Regions from separate parts of the Homo sapiens genome. Here region 2 is linked to region 1. Evidence: read pairs that join two places in POLR2A ChIA-PET (ENCODE). Cell type or tissue: endothelial cell of umbilical vein. All regions are shown on one strand. Each heading gives the region's core, and the rest is flanking DNA. Links, peaks and the distances in the headings are about the cores only. Region 1 has its middle 110 kb from the start of MIR6817. Region 2 has its middle 47 kb from the start of MIR6817.

What was found. Peaks named below come from ENCODE experiments on the same cell type or tissue, not always from the same donor. Only the 100,000 strongest peaks of a DNase experiment are listed, where the experiment ranks them.
Region 2: POLR2A ChIA-PET joins it to region 1 with 6 read pairs; 2 of 35 experiments call an interaction of 5 or more read pairs at or near these places.

Annotation. Positions count from the first base shown.
Region 1 is chr22:25,344,479-25,351,259 of GRCh38, forward strand. It overlaps the pseudogene PHF10P2. Among named protein-coding and RNA genes, the nearest start is that of MIR6817, 110 kb to the right of the region's middle. In endothelial cell of umbilical vein, for the core only: no CTCF peak of the experiment used is centred there; a DNase peak (open chromatin) is centred at 3,433; H3K27ac peaks cover 1,411 bases.
Region 2 is chr22:25,405,382-25,412,162 of GRCh38, forward strand. It overlaps the pseudogene LRP5L. Among named protein-coding and RNA genes, the nearest start is that of MIR6817, 47 kb to the right of the region's middle. RefSeq lists a silencer at 1-186. In endothelial cell of umbilical vein, for the core only: no CTCF peak of the experiment used is centred there; no DNase peak of the experiment used is centred there.

The DNA of each region.
Region 1 (6,781 bases), core at 867-5,866:
TCCTTGAGCTGCGGTGGACTCCACCCAGTTCGAGCTTCCTGGCTGCTTTGTTTACCTACTGAAGACTCGGCAATGGCGGGCGCCCCTCCCCTAGCCTCACTGCCACCTTGCAGTTTGATCTCAGACTGCTGTGCTAGCAATGAGCGAGGCTTCGTGGGCGTAGGACCCTCCAAGCAAGGTGCGGGATACAGTCTCCTGGTGTGCCATTTGCTAAGACCTTTGGAAAAGTGCAGTATTAGGGTGAGAGTCACCCGATTTTCCAGGTGCCATCTGTCATCCCTTTCCTTGGCTAGGAAAGGGAATTCCCTGACCCCATGCACTTCCTGGGTGAGGCGATGCCTCGCCCTGCTTCGGCTCACGCTCGGTGCGCTGCACCTGCTGTCCGACAATCCCCAGTGAGATGAACCCGGTACCTCAGTTGGAAATGCAGAAATCATTTGTCTTCTGCGCCACTCACGCTGGGAGCTGTAGACTGGAGCTGTTCCTATTCAGCCATCTTGGCTCCACCTCCCATAATAAACATTTTAAAACATTTAAACATTTCAAACATTTCTATTTTTATTTACAGTAAAGTTTACTCTTTTTGGTGAAGCTAATAAAACCTAGTATAATTTTCTAAAAATTATTGACTCATGTAACTATCACAATTGAAATACAGAATATTTCCACCACCACCCCCAAATTTCTCTAAGCACCCCTTTTTTAGAAACACAGTCTCACTCTGTCACCCAGGCTGGTGTGCAGAGGTGCAATCTCGGCTCACTGCAAACTCCACCTCCTGGATTCAAGTGATTCTCTTGCCTCAGCCTCTCAAGTAGCTGGAATTACAAGTGTGGTCACCACACCCGGGTAATTTTTGTATTTTTAGTAGAGACAGGGTTTCGCCATGTTGGCCAGGCTGGTCTCAAATTCCTGGCCCCAAGTGACCCATCTGCCTCAGCCTCCCACAGTGCTGGGATTACAGGGGTGAGCCCCTGCTCTCAGCCTCCCACAGTGCTGGGATTACTGGGGTGAGCCCCTGCTCTCAGCCTCCCACAGTGCTGGGATTACAGGGGTGAGCCGCTGCTCTCAGCCTCCCACAGTGCTGGGATTACAGGGGTGACCCACCTGCCTCAGCCTCCCACAGTGCTGGGATTACAGGGGTGAGCCGCTGCTCTCAGCCTCCCACAGTGCTGGGATTACAGGGGTGACCCACCTGCCTCAGCCTCCCACAGTGCTGGGATTACAGGGGTGAGCCCCTGCTCTCAGCCTCCCACAGTGCTGGGATTACAGGGGTGAGCTGCTGCCTCAGCCTCCCACAGTGCTGGGATTACAGGGGTGAGCCCCTGCTCTCAGCCTCCCACAGTGCTGGGATTACAGGGGTGAGCCCCTGCTCTCAGCCTCCCACAGTGCTGGGATTACAGGGGTGAGCCGCTGCTCTCAGCCTCCCACAGTGCTGGGATTACAGGGGTGAGCCGCTGCTCTCAGCCTCCCACAGTGCTGGGATTACAGGGGTGACCCACCTGCCTCAGCCTCCCACAGTGCTGGGATTACAGGGGTGAGCCGCTGCTCTCAGCCTCCCACAGTGCTGGGATTACAGGGGTGACCCACCTGCCTCAGCCTCCCACAGTGCTGGGATTACAGGGGTGAGCCCCTGCTCTCAGCCCTTACGTTCCTTTTACATTCAAACCCTTTCTGTACCCCAACCATGGCAACCACTGGTCTCTTTCTGACCCTATACTGTTGATTTTTACAGAATATCACAGAAATGCAAACGTAAAGGATGTTGTGTCTGAAATTGGTGGGTTCTTGGTCTCACTGACTTCAAGAATGAAGCCGCGGACCTCTGTGGTGAGTGTTCTTAAAGATGGTGTGTCCAGAGTTTGTTCCTTCTGATGTTTGGACGTGTTCGGAGTTTCTTCCTTCTGGTGGGTTTGTGGTCTCGCTGGCTTCAGGAATGAAGCTGCGGACCTTTGCAGTGAGTGTTACAGCTCATAAAGGCAGTGTGGAGCCAAAGAGTAGCAGATTGGTCCATTTTGACAGGGTGCTGATTGGTGCATTTATAAACCTTTAGCTAGACACAAAAGTTCTCCAAGTCTCCACTAGATGAGCTAGACACAGCACGGATTAGTGCTTTTACAAACCTTGAGCTAGACACAGGGTGCTGATTGGTGCGTTTACAAACTTGAGCTAGACATAGAGCACTGATCCGTGCATTTACAATCCTTTAGCTAGACAGAAAAGTTCTCCAAGTCCCCACCAGATTAGCTAGATACAGTGTGCTGATTGGTGCATCCACGAACCCCGAGCTAGACACAGAATGCTGATTGGTGCATATACCATCCTCTGGGTAGACATATAAAAGTTCTCCAAGCCCCCACCAGATTCAGGAGTCCAGCTGGCTTCACCTCGTGGATCCCACACCAGGGCCACACGGGCGGAGCTGCCCGCCAGTCCTGTGCGTGTGCATGCACCCCTCAGCCCTTGGGCAGTCGATGGGACTGGGCACCGCAGAGCAGGGGGCGTCGCCTGTCGGGGAAGCTTGGGCCGTGAGGGAGCCCACAGTGCTGGGGAGCATGCCTTGGGCATGGTGGGCTGCAGGTCCCGAGCCCTGCCCTGTGGGGAGGTGGCTGAGGCCTGGCAAGAATTTGAGTGTGGTGTGGATGGGCCGGCAGTGCTGTGGGACCCAGTGCACCCTCCACAGGTGCTGGCCTGGGTGCTAAGCCCCTCACTGCCACTCTGAGTGTCGGACCCACTGAGCCCACGCCCACCCAGAACGCATGCTGGCCTGTGAGCACCGCGAGCAGCTCTGGTTCCCGCCCGCGCCTCTCCCTCCACACCTCCCCGCAAGCAGAGGGAGTCAGTTCCAGCCTCGGCCAGCCCAGAGAGGGGCTCACACAGTGCAGCAGTGGGCTGAAGGGTTCCTCAAGCGTGGTCAGAGTGGGCGCCAAGGCCAAGGAGGTGCCGAGAGTGAGCGAGGGCTGCCAGCACGCTGTCATCTCTCAATGTGACCGTTTTTTAAATTAAACTTTTTATTTTGAGATTATTGTAGCTTCTCATGCAGCTGTGAGGAATAATACAGAGGAATCCTAGGTACTCTGGCCAGTTCCCTCAAGGGTAGGACCTTGCAGCTACAGTAATGGATCAGAGCCAGGATACTGACATTGATACAGCAAGAAGGGAATGCTTCCCTCCCAAACATCCCTCATGTTGCCCTTTCACAGGAACACTCACTTCCCACTGTCCCAAACCCCTCCTTAGCCCCTGGCAACTACTAATTTGGTCTCCACTTGTATAATTTTGTTATTTCAAGAATGTTCTGCACATGGAATCATACAGTATGTGACCTCTGGGGACTGGCTTTCTCCCACTCAGCATAGTTTTCTGGGTGTTCCTCCAGGTGGCTCAATTGCAACGTAGTTTTTTCCTTTTTAATGCTGACTAGGAGTCTAAGTATGTAACCTTCTGAGCCTGGCTTCCTGAGTTCAGTGTAACAATGTTGCAATTCATCCCAGTTGCCTTATGGATCAATAGTTTGTTCCCCTATTATTGCCGAGCCTGATTCCATTTATGAAGGTATGACACTTTGTTTAGCCATTCACCAGTTGAATGACAATTGGGTTGTTTCCACGTGTGTGCATATGTGTGTGTGGTGGGTCAAACCAGATGTTTCTGCTTCTTGCCAGTGGTGAATAAAACCAGTATAAATATTTGCATTCAAATTTTTGTTTGAACATAAGTTTTCATTCCATTTGGATAAAAACCCAGGAGTAGGGTTTGCTTGATATGCATAAGCGTGTATTTATTAGAAATTGCCAAATGGTTTTCAGAGGGGAAGCCTCCTATGGGGGTGGGGACATAGGAGTAGGGGAGGGTTCAGTTAATGCAGCCTCTGCCAGCCCAGCTGGGAAGTGGGCCTGTGTCCCAGCACCAAGGTGCTCAAGCCCCATGCCCAGACCTGAGCTAGATAGGGTCTCAAGATCACAGTCAAGGGACAGAAGCAGCATCTTCTGCTCCAGAAGCTTCTGTTCATGCAGGCCCTGCCTCCGCCTCAGGGCTCTGCAGGAACTGTTCAAAATGCTGGGTGCAGAGCTGTGGCCAACTGTGGGGCACAGCCAAGACACTCACAGCTCAGAGGGACCCAGGGTGGGCTGGCCGAAGCTGGAAGTGGGTCCCTGCAGTTCATACCCCCCCCCAACCCCCACCCCACTGCCTCCAGACCCTGGACATTTCAGTGGGGCTGGGCCAGTTACAGGGAGGTAAAGGGAAATGGGGACCCTTCCAATTGCTGCCCTGGTTACCCTAAGGTCTTGAGTAGTGACAAGGAACTTGGCAGCACAGCTGCCCCCAAGAGGCCTTCCAGGGTCCCTCCTCTGTGGACAGGACTTCAGACTGGACAGTTACTCATCTGTTTTTATCAGTCTGTCCATCCATATATCTGTCCATACACACACCCCCATCCTTCCACAAGCCCCCTGAGGCCTCCTGGGTCCTGACCTATATAGACCCTCAGCTCCTGATGTCCCAGGCAAGGCAGGATCGGCCTAGCCCAGCCCCAGGTGAGACCTGGCCTAGCCCAGCCCCAGGTGAGACCTGGCCTAGCCCAGCCCCAGGTGAGACCTGGCCTAGCCCAGCCCCAGGTGAGACCTGGCCTAGCCCAGCCCCAGGTGAGACCTGGCCTAGCCCAGCCCCAGGTGAGACCTGAAGTGTGCCTGCTCATGCACCATGGGAGAAGGGGGCTGTGGCACTGGGGTCCCCTGGGAGTACTTGTCCCTGCTCTGACCCCATTTCAGGGATGCAGAAAAGAGGCCTCAGAGCAGAGTAAGGCCGAGTCAGGGCTACAGAGCCCGATGGCCACCCCTCCCCTGAACGGCTAGGAGGAGGGAGGGCAGCTGGCAAAGGCCTGCAGGAGCCCAGAGCGTGTTCTTCCAAGTGGAGCCTCTGCTGTGGGAGCCCCAGCCACAGGGTCAGACAAAGTGTCCTGCCCAAGCTCAGCCCTCATCAGCCCTTGAACTTGGGAAATTTGATTCCCTTCAGTGGGCCTCAGTTTCCTCATCTGTACGGGGGGTGATAACAGTCTCTCTTCTTGTCTTTTGATTTGTCTTCCCTGGAAAGAGTCCTCCTGGCTGTCAGGAGGGCTTTCCCCTTCAGATACATTCATTGCCAGAGGAGCTATCCAAAGTGCCTTTATTTTTCCGTTTTTCGTCACCTCGACCATCTTCGCCATCATTTGAATCACTGTCTACAGCAGGGAGCTCAGGATCCAGAGGGGGGCTCATACAGGGCTGTGTTTAATGGCAGGTACCAGAGCTCATCTGGTGAGTACCTTTTATAATATTCCTCAAACTGTCGAACTGTCAGGGGATGAGACCCACTGGGTAAGAACTAATCATTGTTTGCTCTGTTGGCAAAACTTTGTAATTCCCTTGAGGCACCTGGATAACATGTGTCTGCAAGTCAAAATAAGCTCTTCTTCCATGCGTTCCCAGTTTACGTTGCTGTTAAATTCAGCTGCTTTTTTGGCAGCTTTCTTAATATCCTCAGGCACTTTACTGGCTTCAACTTTCTGAGTATTCTGTTGTTGCATTTGGGAATACTCTTTATAATGGTCTGTAATTCGCTGACATTCATTTTCTTGTAGAATAACAGAATACTCAGCATGTTTGGCTGGATATTCTTTTATCATTAAATCAATCACTTCATCACTGCGCAATGCTGTTATACCTAGCATGCACTGAGTTTCAGTAATGACTTTAGCTCTCTCAGGTAGAGTTTCTCCTTGTGAGACAAATCTCGCTCTAAATCTGGATATTTCCTTTTAAAGGAGGTCACACCCAAATATTCACTGACTTGTTATTGAAGCATATAGTATTCTCCTATTTCATCAGGTGGCCTTTTGTACTCTATCAAATTTTCTGCTGGATAGTGACTAAAGCCAAGATCTTGACTTGAAGTTTCATAACTATTAGAACTACCTCCTGAGCCCATTCACCTCCTTTTGGATGGCTGGGTCCCATCATTTGAATTATCTTCATTATCATCCTTCCGGGACTGTGCTCCGGGGCTGGCTGGGTCACTGTCGCAGGCACGCAGCGGGGACAGCTCAGCCCCAGTTCCTGCCGCCATTGCCTCCGCCTCCTCCTGGTGGCCGCTGGGACCCCCCCACACCGCCCCCTCCTCCCAGGGGCAGGCACCGCCATGGCTGCAGCCTGCACACCAGGGCGCCCAAGACTGGGAGGGTGCCTGGTGCAGGCCGGAGGCTGCCGAGCTCCACTTCAGCCCCACCGCCACCTCCTCAGCGCCGCTGCCCCGCACAGCTGCGCCACTGGCTTCAGCACCACCGTGACTCCCTTCAGCCCCTTCGCTCGCCTCAGCCCCGGGGCCGCCTGGCTCCCCACGCCCGGCATTGTACTCGGCCACAGCTCCCCCTAGCTAGCAGCGTGCCCCTAAACCCTTCTTTAGAAGGCAAAAAGTCTTTCTAGGCCGGGTACGGTGGCTCACGCCTGTAATCCCACCACTTTGTGAGGCCAAGGCGGGCAGATCACCTGAGGTCAAGAGTTCAAGACCAGCCTGGCCAACATGGTGAAACCCTGTCTCTACTAAAAAAACTAGCTGGGTGTGGTTGCATATGCCTGTAAACCCAGCTACTTAGGAGGCTGAGGCAGGAGAATCGCTTTAACCTGGGAGGTGGAGGTTGCGGTGAGCTGAGATCATGCTACTGCACACTCCACCCTGGGCGACAGAGCAAGACTCCGTCTCAAAAAAAAAAAAAAAAAAAAAAAAAAAAAAAAAAAAAAAAGGT
Region 2 (6,781 bases), core at 839-5,838, 61 kb after region 1:
CGTTGGGCGCCGCGGACCAGGACGACTGGGAGGAGGGAGCAGGGCGCGCGTGAGCGGAAGCAGCGCCGCGTCTCCGCCCCCCGCTGACGCAGCCGCCCGCGCCCCAGGGAGCCGGCCGGCGGCCGGGCGGGCCCCACGGCCCCAGCGGCCCGGGTCCCCGCGGCCCCTCCCCGCGCTCCTCGCCCTGCCCTGGGGGCGCCGCCGGGAGGCTCGGCGCGGGGCTGGGGCGCGGGGTTTCCGCCCCGCGGGGCCCGGGGGCAGATCTGGGCCAGGAGCCCGGTGTGTTACCTGTGGAGCCTCTATGAGTGGGGAAACTGAGGCACGGGGCGGGGCTGCCCAAGGGCACACAGCGAGGCAGTTTCAGGGCAGGAAGCCTGGGGTCCCATGGTGCGGCCCTGACACTTGTTCTCACCTGTGGAGGGCAGAGGAGGGGACAGGGAGAGAACTGCATGAAGCTGGCCAGCTGGGAGTGGAGGTGGGTTTGAATTTTTACTTTAAACTAAATGTGTACTCTCTACCTTAATTATGAATTATGAGACACGAAGACTGCGAAACAGACACGCTCCTCTAAAAGTGCCTCTAGGCTGACAGGGGAAAAGTCCCGCCAGGCTTCCAGACGCCACCTTTGAGTCCTTCAACAAGCAGGCCAAGGCCTCTTGCCCACCGGTGTCAGCTCAGCCACTGAACCCTCGAGGAAGAAGAGGTGCTCGAAGGGGAAGAATCTCACCCAGGCACAGCCTGGAAGGGGCACAGAAGGGGCTCTGGAACCAGCAAGCCCAAGTTCAAACTCCCGATCTGCTACTTTCTAGAACGACTGTGCCCTTGGCGGGTCTAAATAGAACCTCTCCGGGCACTCCTTCCTCCCTTGTAAAGTGGGAACAGCAATGGCCACCTTGCAGGTTCAGAGAGGGCTTGCAATACCTCACAGAACTGGGTGCCCGCGAACGTGTGCGTTCCTCCAGATTTGTGACAAATTTGCCAGGCTGGCGTGAGGCTGAACGCCTCTGCCCTCATGGGGTTTAAATTCTAGGAAGGGAGACCGACAAAAACAAGAAGACAAAATTAAAACAACAAAAGGCCCATTGACAGAACATGAAGAATGTCATGAAAAATGAAGGGTGTTGGGCTGCAGTGTTGGGAAACTCTGGCTTAGGGAAGGAAGGACACTTGAGCTGCCACCAAGGAGCAGCTGTCCGGCAGAAGGGCAGTTCAGGAAGAGCACACATCAATAGAGGAGGCCCTGCGGCAGGGGCCAGCGTGGTCAATGGACTGGGAGGAGGAACCACATCAGGCCACGAGCTGGAGCTGAGGGGTGGAAGGTGGAGCTGGGGGAAGGAAGAGGCCAGCTGGGGCCAGCACATGTCAGACCTCAGGCAGGGAAGAGGAATTGATAATGTACCCCACCAGCAATGGGAAGACAGGCTAGGATTTAAGCAGCAAAAATCCTTTCCCTTCTTGCACCCTGTGTCCACCTCTACCTCGACCCCCTTCCGCCTGACCTCATGGCAGCCAGGGAAGCTCCAGGGTTTGTGAGGGCCGCCATCTCAGGAGAGAAACAAGGGTCTCGGGCACCTTCAGGGCCGGCTCCAGCCACACTTATTCCCTGACCTCTCAGCCTCCTTAGCCACTCTCCCTTCCCACATCTCACCCTGCTACAGCCACAGTGGCATCCCTGTGGGTTCTCAAACACACTAGGCACACTCCTGCCTCAGGGCCTTTGCACTTGCTGTTCTCTGCTACAAGTTTTTTTTTTTTTTTTTTTTTTTTGAGACAGGGTCTCGCTCTGTCACCCAGGCTGGAGTGTAGTGGTGTGATCATAGCTCACTGCAACCTCGAACTCCTGAGCTCATGCAATCCTCCCACCTCAGCCTCTCCAGTAGTTAGTTTTCGTTGTTTTGTTTTGTTTGAGATGGAATCTCACTCTGTTGCCCAGGCTGGAGAGGCTGGAGTGCAATGCCACAATCTTGGCTCACTGCAACCTCTGCCTCCCAGGTCCAAGCGATTCTCCTGACTCAGCCTCCCAAGTAGCTGGGATTACAGGCATGCGCCACCGCGCCTGGCTCATTTTTGTAATTTTAGTAGAGACAGGGTTTCACCATGTTGGTCTGGCTGGTCTTCAACTCGTGACCTCAGGTGATCCACCCGCCTTGGCCTCCCAAAGTACTGGGATGACAGGCATGAGCCGCTGTGCCCGGCTCTAGTACTTAGGACTACAGACAGGGACCATCATGCCTGGTGATCCTCCCACCTTTTCTGCTTCAACTCTTTCACCCCACTTAGCCACATGGCTTTACTCTCTTACCTCTTCGGCTCCTCAGTCAGGCCTGACCACCCCTGTTGAAAATTGCAAATCATACCCCCCCACCGCCCACTCTTGCCAGCAGTTTCTGCTCCATTTCTCTGATTTACTTTTCTCCTTTGCACTCATCACTACCTGACATGTTTACATATCTTTATTCCCTCCACTAGCAAGGAAGCCCCAGGAGAGCAGAGAGTGTAGTTTTGTTCCCTGATGTGTTTCCTGTGCCTGTACCAGGGCCTAGCACACAGCAGGTGCTCAGTAAATGTTGGATGAACGAATACAGTGAAAGGATCCAATCTACATTTATAAAGAGGGCACTCTGGCTGCTGAGTGGGGATGAGACTGTCAGGAGGAGAGAGGCCCCTGTGGGGGCCTGGCCAGCAGGTGGGTACAATGGTAGCAGCTTGGACTCAAGTGGGTGGGGCCTGCTTAGGGCTCTGGCTGCAGGAATCAAGGGAAGGGGGCACAGGATGGCCTACAACTGGTCCAAAGTCAAGTCAGGTTTCTAAATTTGGGAAGCGATACAGAAAATCTGAAGACTCTACTGGCCAGTTATTTAAATGGTTACATAGAAAATGTACCAAGAATATTAAAAAAAAAAAAAGGCTAGGCACGGTGGCTCATGCCTGTAATCCCGGCACTTTGGGAGGCCGAGGCGGGTGGATCACAAGGTCAGAAGATCAAGACAATCCTGGCCAACACGGTAAAACCCCATCTCTACTAAAAATACAAAAAATTAGCCGGGCGTGGCGGCAGGCGCCTGTAGTCCCAGCTACTTGGGAGTCTGAGGCAGTAGAATGGCATGAACCCGGGAGACAGAGCTTGCAGTGAACTGAGATCCCGCCACTGCACTTCAGCCTGGGCAACAGAGCGAGACTCCGTCTCAAAAAAAAAAAAAAAAAAAGCATCATGAAGAGGTCATCAGAGACTTCCAGAGAGTAAAGGGGCTGTGGGCCGGGCACAGTGGCTCATGCCTGTATTCCCAGCACTTTGGGAGGCCGAGGAGGGTGGATCATGAGGTCGGGAGTTCAAGACCAGCCTGGGAAACACAGTGAAACCCCATCTCTACTAAAAATACAAAAAATTAGCTGGGCGTGGTGGCGGGCACCTGTAATCACAGCTACTTGGGAGGTTGAGGCAGGAAAATTGCTAGAACCTGGAAGGCAGAGGTTGCAGTGAGCCGAGATTGCACCACTAGACTCCACCCTGGGAGAGAGAGCAAGACTCCATCTCAAAAAGGAAACAAAAAAGAAAGGGGCTGTGGCCTGCGGCCCAAAGCACACTACTGCAAGGTCCCAGGGTGCCTGACTCCAACCAGAGCCTTGAGAAAATTCATTTGCAAAGAATGAATTAAAACTCATCAGTATTTTATTCTGCAGGATTCTGACACCCCAAGGACATCATTTTTAGACCCTTCAGTAAGGTGATAAGTAACCAGAGGATGTGCTAAGCTTCCACTTCCCCAGACGGTTGCCTGTCACAGCTCATCAGGACACCAAATTTTTCTTAGGCTTCAAATTTGGAAAGGTTCACTCTCAGTTTGTTCCTCAGATGCAAGTCCGTCCCAATCAAGTAACAAGGGCTCAGCACCTGTCCAATCTCATTGCTTCTGGGGACAGGGACCCATCACAGGATGCTGTTTCAAGCTCTGTGACACTTGGGCAAAGTGCCTTTGGTTTCCTTCCCAGACTGGAATGTGCTGGCTCTGTGAAGTTACACCGGGCACAAGAGCCCCTCCCAACCTGGCCAGACTGACTGCTGTGGTCAGAGGTGCCCCTGGGGCTTTTGGAGCCACAGCATCTTCCTGAGGGCAGCACCAGAGGAGGTCCCAGTGGGACTGCCCATTGCAAGGCCCATGCCTCAGGCCCCTGCAGACCTCTCCCCCAAAACAGGCAATACCTCCTGGCAACTTGCCCCAGGAGCAGGCGAGGGAAGGCCACCATTGGCCCATGGTACTGGGCTCTGGAGGGCTTGGTTGGTAACAGGTCATGGTTTCTATGAGCCAGCTAGGGTGTGAAGGACACAGGCTGGATTCACCTCTCTGGGCCTCAGTTTCTGCATTCAAAAAATGGGAATCATGATATCTGTTCTATTTCTTATCTCTCAGTACTGATGTGAACCTCCAATAAGAGTTTGAACAATACTTTTTATACCTTACTTTTATTTTTCATTTACTTTGGGACAATGTCTAGCTGTCTCACCTAGTCTGGAGTGCAGTGGTGTGATCATGGCTCACTACAGCCTTAACCTCCTGGGCTCAAGTGATCCTCCTACCACAGCCTCCCAAGTAGCTGGAACTACAGTCATGCACCGCCATACCTGGCTAATTTTTTCTTTTGAGACAAGGTTTCACTCTTTCACCCAGGCTGGAGTGCAGTGGTGTACTCTTGGCTCACTGCAGCCTCAACCTCCCCGAACTTAGGTGATCCTCACACTTCAGTCTCCCAAGTAGCTGGTACTACAGGCGTGTGCCAGTACAGCCGGCTAATATTTTTGTATTTTTGTAGAGATGGGGTTTCACTATGTTGCCCAGGCTGGTCTTGAACTCTTAGGTTTAAGCAATCTACCTTCCTCAGCCTCCCAAAGTGCTAAGATTATAGGTGGGATCCTCCACCCCACCTGGCCTGTAATCCTACCACTTAAAAAAGGCCTGTAACCCTAGCAGTTAAAAAAAATTTTTTTTTAGCTTTTTGTAGAGATGAGGGGAGGGTCTCACTATGTTGCCCAGGCTGGTCTTGAACTCCTAGGATTAAGCCATCCTCCTGGCCTGGCCTCCCACAGTGTTGGCATTATAAGCATGAGCCATTATACCTTACTTTTTTTTTTTTTTTTGAGACGGAGTTTTGTTCTTGTTGCCCAGGCTGGAGTGCAATGGCACGATCTTGGCTCACCGCAGCCTCTGCCTCCCGGGTTCAAGTGATTCTCCTGCCTCAGCCTCCCAAGTAGCTGGGATTACAGGCATGTGCCACCATGCCTGGCTAATTTTGTATTTTTAGTAGAAATGGGGTTTCTCCATATACCTTACTTTTAAAGCGCTGCATTCATGTAAATTGTGATTAACATGGATTCAAGAGAGGGAGTGAGGACAAATGAGCTAGGCACTCACCTCAGCTGTCATCCTCCACTTCTCTCCTCCTTCTGACAGTCATTGTCCATCCCTGTTTCTGTAGCCATTTCTTTGACCCTCCTGATCATTTGGCTGGTCACAGTAACTTGCCTCCTGGGAGAGAATGCCCTGGGCAGGCCCTCATGAGTGGTGAAAAATAATCTGCAGTGAAAAATAAAACTGCTAAGAAGTCCGGTCCACTGAACAGTCTTATTTTTTCACTGCAGTTGAAGGAGTTGACATTCAGTTTTCATTTTCATTTTTAAGTGCTTTAAAGACACCTACAGTGGATTGAACCGTGGCCTTCAAAAAGATATATCCACATCCTAATCCCTGGGACCTGTGAATGTTAACCGAGTTGGGAAAAGGGTCTTCCCAGATGTCATTAAGTTAAAGATCTTGAGATGGATTATCCAGGTGGACTCTGCGTCCAAGGACAAATGGTCCTTAGAAAAGAAAAGCAAAGGCTGGGTGCTGTGGCTCAAGCCTGTAATCCCCGCACTTTGGGAGGCCGAGGTGGGTGGATCACCTGAGGTCATGAGTTTGAGACGAGCCTGGACAACATGGTGAAACCCCATCTCTACTAAAAATACAAAAATTAGCTGGGCTTGGTGGCATGCACCTGTAATCCCAGCTACTCAGGAAGCTGAGGCAGGAGAATCGCTTGAACCCAGGAGGCGAAAGTTGCAGTGAGCCGAGATCATGCCACTGCACTCCAGCCTGGGCAACAAAAGTGAAACTCCATCTCATAAAAGAAAAAATAAAAGAAAGGAAAAGAAAAGCGTACAGAGATTTGAGACAGAAGAGGAGAGTGAAGAAGAGAAGGCCATGTGAAGATGAAGCAGAGGTCGGAGCCATGCAGCCAGAAGCCAAGGAACACCTGGAGCCCCCAGAAGTTGGAAGACGTAGGAAGGAGCCTCCCCTAGAGCCTCCAGAGGGAGCACAGCCCTGGCAACACCTCCATCTCGGACTTCTAGCCTCCGGCACTGTGAGATCATCAATTCCCATTGGTTTTTTTTTGGTTGTTGTTGTTTGTTTTTTTGAGACGGAGTCTCGCTCTGTTGCCTAGGCTGGAGTGCAGTGGCACGATCTAGGCTCACTGCAAGCTCTGCCTCCTGGGTTCACGCCATTCTCCTGCCTCAGCCTCCCGAGTAGCTGGGACTACAGGTACCCGCCACCACGCCCAGCTAATTTTTTGTGTATTTTTAGTAGAGACGTGGTTTCACCTTGTTAGCCAGGATGGTCTTGATCTCCTGACCTTGTGATCCGCCCGCCTCAGCCTCCCAAAGTGCTGGGATTACAGGCATGAGCCACCTCGCCTGGCCAATTCCCATTGTTTTAAGCCACCAGATTTGTGGTAATTTGTTATGGCA